Regions from separate parts of the Homo sapiens genome. Here all the other regions are linked to region 1. A link is a contact called in ENCODE Hi-C or POLR2A ChIA-PET data. All regions are on one chromosome and are shown on one strand. The core of a region is the stretch at or near the end of the contact, and the rest is flanking DNA. Distances in the headings are between cores, read along the strand shown.

Region 1 (4,424 bases), core at 862-3,361:
GCCTGAGCAGCATAGTGAGACTGTCTTCTACAAATAATTTCAAAATTATAGGAGGCCAGGTGTGGTGGCTCACACCTGTAATCCCAGCACTTTGGGAGGCTAAGGTGGGCGGATCACAAGGTCAGGAGTTTGAGACCAGCCTGGCCAATATGGTGAAACCCCGTCTCTACTAAAAATACAAAAATTAGCTGGACGTGGTGGCACGCACCTGAAGTCCCAGCTACTCGGGAGACTGAGGCAGGAGAATCGCTTGAACCCGGGAGGCGGAGGTTGCAGTGAGCCGAGATCGTGTCACTGCACTCCAGCCTGGGCAACAGAGTGAGACTTTATCTCAAAAAGATAAAACAACAAAAAAATTATGGGAGGCTGAGGCGGGTGGATCACCTGAGGTCAGGAGTTCGAGACCAGCCTGGCTAACATAGTGAAAGCCCATCTCTACCTGGGCAACACAGCGAGACTCCATCTCAAAAAATAAATAAATAAATAAATTAGCTGGGTGTGGTGGCCCGCACCTGTGGTCCCAGCTACTCAGGAGGCTGAAGTGAGAAAAATCACTTAAGCCCAGGAAGTTGAGGCTGCAGTGAGCCCTGGTGGCGCCACTGCACTCCAACCTAGGCAACAGAGTGAGACCCTTTCTCAAAAAAAATAAAAAAGAAAAATTATTTGGTTCTCAGGAGAGAAATAGGCTGCGTTCTCCTTCTCCAGCCCCGGGCTTTTCTTTGCTGTTCACCTTGCTGACTCCCCATGAATGCTTGTATCCGGCCACCAGGGTGGCATTTTGCAGAAAAGCAGTAATTTGCATATCACCTAAAAGAGTTCACACATCCCCCATGGGGTGTAATATACCATCAAGGATCACTTAAGTACTGGAGAGAAGCAGCTGATCAATGAAGAGCTTTAATGACTTGAGAGTCTGGGGCAGGGGAGAATCTAATTTATTCAGCCAACCACCGTGGACCCACAGGGGAAAGAACAAAGAGCCACAAACAAAAACTCACTTCCACTTCAGGACCACTTAGCCCACGCCAGGCTCCGGGCTCCGGGGTCCAGGCTCCAGGCACCAGGCTCTGGGTATTTAATCCTCAGAACAGTTTCTGAGACTGGCATCCTTATCTCCACTTTAAAGACAGGGATGGAGGCTCAGGGACGATCACTTGCCAAGGTCACACAGCTATTGAGCGCTGGGTAGGAACGAAAAGAAAGAGTCTCCTTCGTGTAGTTTCAAACTAATGAAAAATGGAAAAAAATTCAAAAGTATTTTCAGTAAACAAAAAATCTATTATATATTTCTATTCTATGTTATGCTAGTTAATGAAGACATAGATGAAAAGGAGAGAGGGGGAGAGAGATTGAGAAAGTCCAAGAAAACAGGAAAGAGAAATGAGATACAGGAGTCCGTAGACCAGGTCAGAAGATCCCCACCCACAACGGTGGATGGCAGAATAAACCGCAACCTCCTCACACACCGAGGGGCTTGGGGGATTCCCGGTGACGTAAAGGTGCCCTCCTTGACTTTCTTGCAACAACAGCAAAGGCTTCTCCACAGTGGCGTTCTAAAGGTTTCCCACGCGCTGACGGCTGAGTTGGTTTTCAAGCTTTACTTGGAGCTTGCTGACACTATCACAGATGCCTGAAAGTCCCTTTGAGAAAGGAGCCATGCTGGCTGGTTTTAGCCCACAGTCTCTGAACACAATTTGGTATTGACTTTTTATTTATTTATTTAAAAACAGAGACGGGGTCTCACTATGTTGCCCAGGCTGGTCTCAAACTCCTGGGCTCCAGCGATCCTCTCACCTCCGCCTCCCAAAGTGTTAAAATTACAGGTGTGAGCCACTGCTCCCAGCCAGTATAAATGTTTGTGTCAGTTTTCAGCCCCCTGTTCCATGCCCCCCCATACCATGCGCACGCACACACACACGGACTTAGATTCTCCCCATTTGAGCAGCTTTCCTCCAGCTGTTTGGGCGAGTGTGCAGTGCTGCCATATAAATGTGCTCAATAAAGCCCATGGTGATGACTCATCTCGGCACTATCTGAGCTCCACTTTCCCCATCCAGAGTCCCGAGTTTCTGCATTAAACGTGGTCGTCATAACCCAGTTCTGTCCGGCAGGAAGCCCTTGCTACAGACCTGGGTCCAGTGTGTCTCCTCTGGACAGTTGGGAGGTGGCAGCCCTATGGTTCGTGTGGGTTCTTCCCACAGGTAACTGAAACAGAGGGCCAGAGGGATGGGACCCCAGCATAGAATATGAATGTATAGGCCAGGTGTGGTGGCTCACGCCTGTAATCCCAGCACTTTGGGAGCAGAGGCGGGCAGATGGCTTGAGGTCAGGAGTTTGAGACCAGCTTGGGCAACATGGCGAAACCCTGTCTCTACTAAAAATACAAAAATATTAGCCAGTCATGGTGGTGCATGCCTGTAGTCTGGGCTACTCAGGAGGCTGAGGCAGGAGGATCGCTTGAACCTGGGAGGCGGAAGTTGCAGTGAGCCAAGATCATGCCACTGCATTCCAGTGTGGCCGACAGAGCCAGGCTCTGTCTCAAAAAAAAAGAAACAGCTGACATGTATATATACATTCATCTCTGTCTCCAAAAAAAAAAAAAAAAAAGAATGTATATGTCATCTGTTTCTTTTTTTTTTTTTGAGACAGAGTTTGGTTCTGTCACCCAGGCTGAACTGCAGTGGCTTGATCTCAGCTCACTGCAACCTCTGCCTCCCGGTTTCAAGCGAGTCTTCTGGCTCAGCCTCCCAAGTAGCTGGGATTACAGGTGCCAGCCACCACACCAGCTAATTTTTGTATTTTTAGTAGAGATGGGGTTTCACCATGTTGGTCAGGCTGGACTCAAACTTCTGACCTCAGGTGATCATCCTGCCTTGGCCTCCCAAAGTGCTGGGATTACAGGCGTGAGCCACCGCACCCAGCCTGGGGTTTGGCTTTATAGACTAAGGGCTGAAGAAAGCAGAAACAGAACAAAAAGCATATTGGTCATTTCAAAGTTAAATTCTTTGTAAGGCAGGAAGAGATACAGGACAATACAAAGACAACAAGAAAAAGATAACCAGTCACAGTTACATCTCTTTTTTCTTATAGAGATGATATCTTGCTATGTTGCCCAGGCTGGTCTCAAACTCCCAGCCTCACGTGATCCTCCTGCCTGGGCCTCCCAAAGTGCTGGGATCATAGGCGTGGGTCACAGAGCCCACCAAGTTACTGTTTGTTGTAAGGGTTAAAACAGAGGGAACTTCATTAGCATGCTGACTTGAGACTGAAACTGGCCTCCTTGGGAAATTAGGCTGCTATTTCTCTCGCCTGATTTCTTGGGAAGTCAGATAACAACTCAGTGTTGGTTTGCTGAGCACGGGTGACTCCATTTTGATTTTTGTCTGGTCTTTTGGGGCCTAGTGCAGGAGTTTAGTCCAAAACAAGGGCCTCCTATGATTTTTGTTTAACACTCTGAAAGAGAACGAACTGAAACTAACTGTTCAAAGGTATATTTTCTCTTTGCTTTCTGTAGCTTTTATTGTTTAATGCTCAGCCTTGGAAGGATATGCCGTTCCATATGTTCTAAAAGGAACAAAACAGTCTACCAGTACTTAGCATCTACTCATTTCCAGCCACTAGAGTCCCCAGCCTCACCACAGTTTAGCAGACTGTTAGCTGTTACATTAACTAAATGCGTAAAATGCTGATATCCTAATATGCCTCTTTTTTTGAAAATAGCATCATAATTCATCATAATTTGTAGGCTCGCAAACATTTTCTTGGAATCCACTGGACTCCCCCATGCTTTTTAATTCCGTACTTTCTGTGCAAGCAACACAATAGTTGGAACTGACTTCAGGCCAACTGCTTCCTTTTAACTTTTGTCATGTTACCCAGAATAGAGGCATGGAGTTGTTTACCCGGTTTTCATTGAGGAACATTCTTTGTCTTCCAAGGAATACATAAGAAGCCTTCCTGTCTCAGAACACCAAGCTCTGAAAGGTGACTTTTCTGCTCGAGTAATTACACTGGTTGACTGAGCTCCGGAAAGGAAACGCATTCTTGGTTGCAGAGAGAGGAAGTGGCTTGCATTGTTGGACAAAAAGAAAAATGATTGTTTCCTAGGGTCACTGTCCTCAGCCTCCCTTTAGAGAGCCTGGATCTTGCAGCCATCAGTTATGGAAGTGGCTCTGGGAATAACTTTGCCCTGGGTGATGATTGTTGATGAAAAGAGTCGAAGTGTATAAAATATTTGAAGAGATTTATTCTGAGCCAAATATGAGTGACCATGGCCAGAGACACAGCCCTCAGGAGGTCCTGAGAACATTTGCCCATGGTGGTCAGGACGCAGCTTGGTTTAAACATTTTAGAGAGGTATGAGACATCAATCAAATACATTTAAGAAATACATTGGGGCTGGCTGGGCGCGGTGGCTCATGCCT
Region 2 (4,424 bases), core at 804-3,303, 220 kb after region 1:
GCGGGGAACCGAGGCCTCCTGGAGGGCGGTGCCTCAGCCCTCACCCCTCCCTCCTGTCCCTCGCTGTGCTGTCCCCGATGGCCTCTGCCATCCCCTGGGAGTTCTTACCCCTGGACGCTCGGTGCCTGTCCGGTCTCAACCTCTCCAGCTCTGCTTTTCCATCTCCGAGGTGAGAGGCCTGGCCTGACGCGCTCTGCACCCGCTTCCTGCCCAGCCCCGTGGGAACTCTGGTCCCTGTAGTGGTTTCCTGGGGCTGCCATCACCAAGTGCCACAAACTGGGTGGCTCAAAACACCAGACATTTCTTCTCTCGCCGTTCTGGAGGCCAGAAGTCCGAAATCACGGCATCAGCAGGCCTGGTTCTTTCCGGAGGCTCCGAGGGGGAGCCTGCTTCTCGCCTCTGGCAGCTTCTGGCGGCTCCCGAAACCCTTGGCGTTCCTTGGCTCGTGGCCACACCACTCGACCTCTGCCTCCGTTGTCACGGGGCCTCCTTCTGTGCCCTAAATCTCCCCCTGTCTGTCTCTCATACGGACAGTCTTTCTCGGATTTAGGGCCCACTGGGTAACCCAAAATGGTCCCATCTCAAGATCCTTAACTTCATAACGTCTGCAAAGACCCTTTTTCCAAATAGGCCATGTTCATAGGCTCTGGGGTGGATGTAAATTTTAGGGGCCACCTTTCATCCCCCTGTTGTCCCCGTGTGTCTGGATGCACAGCATGGTTCCATGTCCCAGACTCCTTGCTGGACCCCTCTGGCCCTTTGGGGTGGCCTTTGGCCTTTTCCACTCGTTTCTGTGCTCCTGGTGAGGTGTCGGGGTCGGGCTTAGCCCCTGCAGGAATTCTGGGGACAGCATGGAGCCGGCAACTCCCCACCAGGCGTCTTCCTACCTGCCCAGAGCTCATGGTTGTGAGGGGTCTCTCCTTGTGGTTTTGATTTGCAATTCCCCAGTGGTTAGTGATGTTGAGCATCTTTTCGTGTTTATTGCTCATTTGCACATATTCTTGCAGAAATGTCTGTCCAAGTCCTTTACCTGTGTTTGATTTGGATGATTGTTGTTGCTGAGTGTTAGGAGATCTGTAGATTAATATCCAGATACTAATCCCATATCTGACCTATGATTTGCTGCCATTCCATGGATTGCCTTCTCCCCACGTTGTTAGTGCCCTTTGATATGCAATTTTTTTTTTTTTTTTTGAGATGGAGTCTGACTCTGTTGCCCAGGCTGGAGTGCAGTGGCATGATCTTGGCTCACTGCAACCTCCGCCTCCCTGGTTCCAGCGATTTTCCTGCCTCAGCCTCCTGAGTAGTTGGGATTACAGGCACCCGCCACCACACCCAGCTAATTTTTGTATTTTTAGTAGAGACGGGGTTTCACTGTGTTGACTAAGTTGGTCTCGAACTCCTGACCTCAAGTAATCCACCCGTCTCGGCCTCCCAAAGTGCCGGAGTTACAGGCGTGAGTCACCGCACCCAGGCTGATATGCAAATATTTTAAACTTCTATGACGTTCCACTTTATCTATTTGTTCTTCTGTTGCCTGTGCTTTTGGCGCCATATCCAAGAAATCATTGCCAAATGCAACGTCAGGAAGCTTTTCCCCTGTGTTTTCTTCTAAGAGTTTTGTGGTTTTAGCTCTTGAGTTTAGGTCTTTGATGCAAGTTGAGTTGATTTTTGCATGTGGTGTAAGGGCTGGTCCAGCCTCATGCTCTGGGCTCTTGATTCACTTCTCTTCTTTTCTCACGCCCAGCTGGTTCCGCTGGGTGGCGGGGAGGAGTGGGGAAGTCCCGGGCTGGGCCTGCACTCGATCATCCCCTCTCAGGCCAGCCAGGGAGTCTCAGCTCCTGCCCAGGACCTGGCTGGACGTGCTCCCTACCGGGAAAGCCTGGGCCGTCTTTCTAGGCTGATGGCAGGGCCAGCCCGGGGCGTCCTGAGGCCTGCCCTGCGGACATGCCCCTTGTTCTAGGTGGTGTGGCTGCCCGGCCTGCGTGTGAGACCAGCTGTCTGTGCTTCAGGCCATGGAGGCTGAGTGTTTCCAGCCTGTCCCCTTGCTCGGCTCTCCCTCTGGGGAAGCCCCTGCAGCCCATTCTCTGCCTCCGCTTCTGCCATCTGTGCCTTTGTCTGCTTCCTGTTTGGAGGTGGTCATCCCTGGGGCCACCCCTCATGATCTGGACACAAGTCTCCATCCTGAAGCCACCACCCAAACCCCTGTGCCTCAAACCCCTCCCACCCACCACATGGGTTTCCACTGTGACCAACTCAGCAGCTGATGAAGCTTCCCTTGGGGCTCTCCTAGCAACGGGGAGCTGGCTTTCCCGGAGGCCTGGCCTCTCCCTAAGTGGAAGTGGGGCGTGAGGGTGTCAGCCTTTTTCTGCTGCCTGGTGCTCTAGGTTGGCTTGTCACCCCTGGAAGCACTTGCCATCCTTATACAGCACCCCACACCCACCTCCCCGCCTCCTACCCCTTCTTCCAAGGGGTCATCTCTGCTTCCCTCCCCACCCAACCTCACCCATGTGGTCCGCCCAGCAACCTTTGACCCCCAACATGACAAAATAAACCTCCCTTGCCGGTCACTCATTCATTCATTCAGCATTGGGTGCTCCCTGTGGACTTGGCGCTGGGGTCCCGTGGAGGACAAAGCCAGACACAGTCCTTGCCCTCATGGGACTGCACAAGTGCAAGACCACATCAGTAAACGTGAAACACAGGAAGTGACAGGTGTGACAAAGGGGACCAGTGGCAGGACAGAACCTGCGGTTCGTAGGACCAGGTCAGGAGGGCTGCCTCGGGGGGACACCTTCGGGCTGAGCGCAGAAGGATGAGGGGAGTAAACCAGGCTCAAACCCAGCAGGCAGAGGCGATCGCTGCAGGCAACCGGCAATGTGTTCAAAGGCCCTGGGGCGCGGGGGGCTGAGGCCGGCAGCACGGCAGGAAGTAAGACTGGGGTTGAAAGAGACTGACTGTCATGTTGTGAAATATACACTTGGTTTTCATCTCCATTTCCTGGCACACAACTCCTAAAATCCTTGGAATCTCCAAAGTGATGTCTTTTTGGATGCTCATGATTGACAGACCAGCTGGCAGCTTCAGGATGGTTCCCAGGGAAGACCAGGTAGAATCACAAGGTTCAGCACCACCCCGCAACCTCCAGGTAGGGGAGAGGGGCTGAAGGTTAAGCAGATCATCAGCGGCCAATGATTGAATCAATCATGCCTTCGTAATGAGGCCTCCGTGAACACTCAGAAGGATGGGGTTCCGGGAGCTTCTGGATGGATGAGCATGTGGAGGCTCCTGGAGGGTGGAGCGCCTGGGGAGCACATGGAAGCTCTGCGTCCCTCCCCCATACCTTGCCCTACACATCTCTTCCCCTGTATCCTTTGTAATATCCTTTATAATAAACTAGTAAATTCCATGAGCCCCAGGAACATGTGTAAAAGAAAAAAAAAAGAATAAACCATAGCTGCTGTAGCAAGTTAATCCTACCAGCACTGGCTCTCATCTGCCGACCTTACCTCTGGCAATGCCTCCCTCTCCTGGGCTCCTGGGACCCCTCCGGCCCCACCACCCCTCCTGTAGTGGTCTCGCTGGCTGCTGCCCTCAGGTTAGTTTATTTTTACCCGGCCTGCTCCCACCAGGGGCTGAGGCCTCCTTGCTCACTCCAGCTTCCTGGCCCGTCTCTTGCTCTGGGCACCCCCCCACTCCGAACGGCCAGAGCTTCTGAAGCCGCTCGCTGTGTGCCCCCGCCTGGCCCCATGCATCCCGCACGGTGCTCCCCAGGGTCTCCCACTGGCAAGGGCATTGGCATAGATTCTGGGGCTGCCTTGGTTCAAGCCCACCCTGACTTGGAGCCTGAGGGTCCCTGAGGGGGTCCTGAAGGCCAGGGCAGGCAAGGCTGGCATGCTCTGGGCAGTGGGGGCTGGGTATGGGAGGGGATCGTGGGTGGGGAGATTCCTCTTAACCAGCGGCCCACGTTTGGAGACTGATTTGGGCTCCAGGCTACGCCTTGAAATTGGGACAGAGAGTGGCGCAGATCTCAGCCCGGAGACTCCCTCTGCCTGTGGACGCCCTCATACCTCCATCCGTGGAGCCACCCTCCTCTTTTTTTTTCTAAATGGGGAAACTCTGACTTGAACACTGAATAAACAACACACCCTCGAAATCAGCGAAGAGGCACTGGCTCTGAAACTTTGCCATGAAAGCTTGAAAATGCTCTTTGGACCGATTTGCTGGAACAGACGGGTGTGATGGGGCTGCGGGGTTTCAGGTGGCAGGAGGCGTCCCCGTGCCTAGGGCATCCCGATGCTCAGAGTTTCCCCGTGCCCAGTGTGTCCCTGTATCCAGGGCATCCCCATGCCCAGGGTGTCCCCGTGCCTAGTGTGTCCCTGTATCCAGGGCATCCCCATGCCCAGGGTTTCCCCGTGCCCAGG
Region 3 (4,424 bases), core at 1,305-3,804, 140 kb after region 1:
ACACCAGGGGCTGAACCCCATGTGGGCTCAGGGCAGTCACCCCACTACATAATAAACGTTCCTCCAGCATTCAAAGCATTTCTTAATGGAAGGAGGTCCCCAGATGCATTTACAGCCTTGGTTCCAAACCTCAGGGCCGCCTGTGTGTAGTATTCTATAAAACTGGTTCCTTAAGAATCCACTTTGAAGGCCGGATGCGGTGGTTCAACCCTGTGATCCCAGCACTTTGGGAGGCTGAGGTGGTCGGATTGCTTGAGGCCAGGAGTTCGAGACCAGCCTGGGCAACACAGTGAGACCTTGTCTCTACAAAAAATAATAATAATCATAACTAAAAATAAATTACTTTTGAAAAATCCCCATAGTGAGGTTAGTATGAAACAAACAAACAAAAAAAAGAATCCACTTTGAAACCCTGTGGCCTACTGGGGTTTTGACATGATTGGAGCAGTGAGGCATGGAGGGTGGGCTGGGCTGGGGGGCTCAGCCAGGAGCGTGGAGCAGAGTGATAAGAATCAGAGCAGGGTGATAGAGGGGACGGGGAGGGGAGGGCAGAGGTGATCAACATTGTAGAAGACAGGAGGGTGGAGAGAAAAAGAGAGGGAGCAGAGGGAGTTGGGGAAAGGAGAGGGGATGTGGTTAGAGCTTTGGGAAGGAAATGTGGAGGGCCCAGCCAGACTCTGAGAGTCCGTGTAGGCGCGGGACAGGTGTCACAGTTCATCTCTGCAAAGGTCGGGTGCATGGTGAGGAGGTGACGTGACTGAGAGACAGCACAGTGCCCGGAAGAGAGAAGGGTTTCAAGTCATTTTGGCAGGACACGGCGGCACGCACAGCCCGCCCAGACCTAGACCCCTCGCTCTCCTCCACAGAGCCCCAGGGAGCAGCTGTGGGCTTCCCTGTGGCCGAGACCAGCCTTTGGCCTGGTGTGTGTGTGTGTGTGCATATGTTTATATGAGTATGTATGTCAGTATGTGTATGAGCATGTGTAAATATATATGTGTATATCTGTGTACACATTGTGTGCACACATGTGTATGTGTATATGTGTGCATGTATGTGTCCACGTGTATGTGCATGTATGTGTACATATGTGTGTATGGATGTGTGCATATGAGCATGTGTCTGTGTCTGTATGCCCATGTGTATGTGCATGTATGTGTACATGTGTGTATGAATGTGTGCATATGAGCATGCGTATGTGTGTGTGCGTGTTTACGTGTATGTGTGCATATGAGCATGTGTATGTCTATGCAAGTGCGTATGTGTCCACGTGTGTATGTGTACATATGTGTATATGTGTGCATGAGCATGTCTGTGCATGTCTATATACATGTATATGAACGTGTGCATATAAGCAGGTGTATGTGTGTGCATGTGTGTTTATATGTGTATGTGTGCATATGAGCATTGTATATGTATGTGTGTGCATGTGTGTTTATATGTGCATATGAATGTGTGCATTGAGCGTGTATGTGCGTGTGTCTGTGCATGTGTTTATGTGTATATGAATGTGTGCATATGAGCGTGTGTGTATGTGTTTATATGTGTATATGTGTGCATATGAGCATTGTATATGTATGTGTGTGCATGTATGTGTGCATGTGTTTATATGTGCATATGAATGTGTGCATTGAGCGTGTGTGTATGTGCGTGTATGTGCATGTGTGTTTATATGTGTATATGAATGTGTGCATATGAGCGTGTGTTTGCATGTATGTCTATGCATGTGTGTTCATATATGTGTGTATGAATGTGTGCATATGAGCATGTGAATGTGTGTCCCTATGCACATGTGTATATGTTTGTATGTGTGTTTGTGGCATGTGGCTCTGGGGACACAGGGCTATAGGTGGTCCCATGACTCTTCTCCATCTCATCCCCGTGACAGCTGCCCCTACCAAGTCCTGTGCTCCCTCTTACCTCTTCCCTGGGATGACAGTGGTCACTTTCCCCATGTTTTGGATGGGGCCTGCTTGTCCCCAACGTCCTTTAGCACGAAGGGGACAGGTGTCCTATTCCTGTGAATGGCCGGTTACCTTCCAGGTGCGTTAGAGTGGCTCCTCTAACCAGCCCTGCAGGGATCTTATTAGATCTTATTAGAGTGGCTCCTCTAACCACCCCTGCAGGGGGGAAGTGAGGAGCCGCAGGGCTGTGGAGGGGTCCAGGTGTCACGGCCAGGACTTGTACCCGAGCCCGACACGGGCGGACCCAGGTGTGCGGGGATCCAGCCCAGGTGTGCCGGTGGCGGCCGCCCCCACGGAACCACCTGGCCCGCTCGGGGACCCAGGTGTGCTGAGAAGGGGGTACTGGCGTTGGCCCGGCGTGAAAGGTCACCCTGCACCCCCGCACCCAGGTGAGGCGGGCGCGGGATCCCGGTTGCCACAGGCATCGGAGCGGCCGGGAGCGGGGGCAGGGGGAGGCAATGAGAACTCCCGGGGAGGGGGCTCGCAGGGGCCGCATCGGACGCCTGGGCCGGCGGGGCAGAGGGAGGCGCCCTGCTCTCCGGTCCCTCCCTTTGCCTCCCTCCCGCCCCGGGCGCCGCCTGCGGGAGCCGACTCGTTCCAGGGGAGGCAGCGCCACCTGCTGGAGTGTGCGCGTCTGCGCACCGGGCCGGGTTCCGCAGGTCCTGGGGCTGCGCCCGAGACCCCCGACCGAGTCTTCGGCGCCTCCAGCGCTTCCCCGGCGTCTTGGGCTGCGAGGGGCCCTTTCCGCAGGGCGATGTTTTAGCAGTTCTGGGAGGAAGGGCCCACTGCCGTTGCCCTCTGAGGACCGAGGCCGAGAGCCTGGAGGGCGTGGAGAAGGGTCTGACCGCCGGCTCTGGTCCTCGGGCTCTTGGCGACAGCGACCTCCCTCCTCCTCCGGGCGATGGTGACGGGCGCTCTCAGAGTGGCGGCCACACTAGGCGCAGGGCCGTCTTCCAAGTGTGTGGTCCTCTCAGACCTATGGAGTTGGTGCTGTTCTGGCTCCCTCTTAAAGAGCGGGAAACTGAGACACAGAGAAGTCCCACCGCCGGGGGTCGGGGTGGGGAGGGCCTGGGATTGGAACCCAGGCATGCTGGCTTGTGTCACCTGTGGTTCTCTCTGCCTGAAGATTTTTTCACCTGCCTAACTCATGAGCTGCTACTTACCCTTTGGGTAGCATTAGATGTCGCCTCCTCCAGGAAGCCCTCCCTCCCCCTCCATGTGAGGGTGGGCGCTCCTGCTATATGTGGGCCTACCGGCCCTCTGCGGGCTGGATCATCACAGTCTGTTCACTTGTCTGCCTCCTACCCCTTGACGTGGGCTCCCAAGGATCATTTGTGTCTGTCTTGTTCACCTGCCCTTTGTAGTGAACCAAACCTTTAAGTGCACATTTTAAAATTGATTTCCAAGGGGGCTGAGAGCTATGGAGGAAGAGCCAGGTCAGAGAGTCATCAGAAGCCCATATTTTACAGGATGTGGCTGGGGGCCCCTCTGGGGTGCCCCTCCAAGGAAGATGCTGAGCTGGACCTGGAGCACCGTGGAGGCAGGACCATGTCTGCCATGCTCAGAGATGGGTGCCAGGGGCGCTGGCTTGTCACTCAAGACTCCCCACTCCATCTGCCCTCCCCCACTCTCCCACTAACCAGGGGGGACCCACCTGCACCTCTGGTCACCACTCATGCTCCCTGGTGCTGGGCACCCCAGGGACAGGAAGAGGGCTGGGTGTTCCTGGCTCCTGCACTGCTTCCCAGGCCTGATCCCCATCTTTCTGCACCTGCCTCCCACCCATCAGCTTCCGCTAGACTGGAAGCCTCCAGAGGGCAGGTGCTGCCCCTCTTTCCCTTGTGCCTGGATTCCGTTGGCATCTAATCACAGACGAGGGACTGTGTCCCCTTCTCCACCTCCGTGGAAACTGTGTCTCACTCTCTATTCCAGGCCGAGCTGTCCATCCTCTGCTGGAAGCCTTGTGCCATCAGCCCTCACCTCCCCCTTCAAGCCTAGACATTCTCTCTCCTGGCGTAAATATGTTAACTCAAGGTTCTTTGCTCTAAAACCAAGGAGTTGTCTCCTCTCCCAGGTCCACCTCCTCTCTCTCGTGAACTCCCTGCCCCTCCACCTCATCCCTCCTCCATGACCTCCCCCTACTCACCATCTGCCCCTTCTGCCAACCCAGCGAGCTGCAGCTCTCCCTGGCATGTCACTCTCTAAACCTTCTGTCCCTTGGTTACGAGTGCAGTTCTCGCCTGGATTTCTTCCCGGCTCTTTGACTTCTCCCCAACCCTTCTTTTTCTGTTTTCCCCTTAAATGTGGACATCCCCACGTCCAGGACCTGGTCTCTGGCCCTTCTCCTCTGATTCATCTCAGTGGCGTTTCTCCCAAATCCCCGATTGCAGCCACAGCCACATGTCAATTAGGTCACCTCCATGTCCCGGCTAAGACGTGCCTCCTGGCCCCTGATGCGCCATC

Evidence for each region. A loop is a pair of places that touch in the nucleus more often than their neighbours do. ChIA-PET counts read pairs that join two places held with the same protein, here RNA polymerase II (POLR2A). Pooled maps may share reads with other maps.
Region 2: a pooled map shows a loop between it and region 1 (4-fold over the local background). The contact joins two enhancer-like sites. A Hi-C loop is called at or near these places in 4 of 37 single-sample maps with no recorded cell type and 3 of 50 pooled maps. POLR2A ChIA-PET finds 5 or more read pairs at or near these places in 5 of 52 experiments (CD4-positive, alpha-beta T cell, GM12878, K562 and 2 more).
Region 3: a loop to region 1 is called in a map with no recorded cell type, with 7 times the contacts of the local background. The contact joins two enhancer-like sites. A Hi-C loop is called at or near these places in 15 of 168 maps with a recorded cell type or tissue (B cell, CD4-positive, alpha-beta T cell, CD8-positive, alpha-beta T cell and 9 more), 19 of 37 single-sample maps with no recorded cell type and 27 of 50 pooled maps. POLR2A ChIA-PET finds 5 or more read pairs at or near these places in 15 of 52 experiments (A549, AG04450, BJ and 11 more).

What each region holds. Positions count from the first base shown.
Region 1 is chr17:77,106,199-77,110,622 of GRCh38, forward strand. It overlaps a transcript of SEC14L1 not described here. Among named protein-coding and RNA genes, the nearest start is that of MIR6516, 19 kb to the left of the region's middle. RefSeq lists enhancers at 454-503, 566-1,230, 1,344-1,673. Within about 2 kb of position 2,112, at least 5 of the 41 ENCODE cell types and tissues checked have a DNase peak (open chromatin) inside an H3K27ac peak, as active enhancers do; they include GM12878, where a contact is called at or near this core.
Region 2 is chr17:77,323,643-77,328,066 of GRCh38, forward strand. All of the region lies in intron 2 of SEPTIN9 (septin 9), which reads left to right. Among named protein-coding and RNA genes, the nearest start is that of SEPTIN9-DT, 44 kb to the left of the region's middle. RefSeq lists a silencer at 1-115 and enhancers at 1,402-1,671, 1,782-2,091, 2,283-3,201. Within about 2 kb of position 2,054, at least 34 of the 41 ENCODE cell types and tissues checked have a DNase peak (open chromatin) inside an H3K27ac peak, as active enhancers do; they include GM12878, where a contact is called at or near this core.
Region 3 is chr17:77,244,622-77,249,045 of GRCh38, forward strand. No RefSeq gene overlaps it. Among named protein-coding and RNA genes, the nearest start is that of LACAT1, 7.0 kb to the right of the region's middle. RefSeq lists a silencer at 2,493-2,668 and an enhancer at 2,554-3,404. Within about 2 kb of position 2,555, at least 13 of the 41 ENCODE cell types and tissues checked have a DNase peak (open chromatin) inside an H3K27ac peak, as active enhancers do.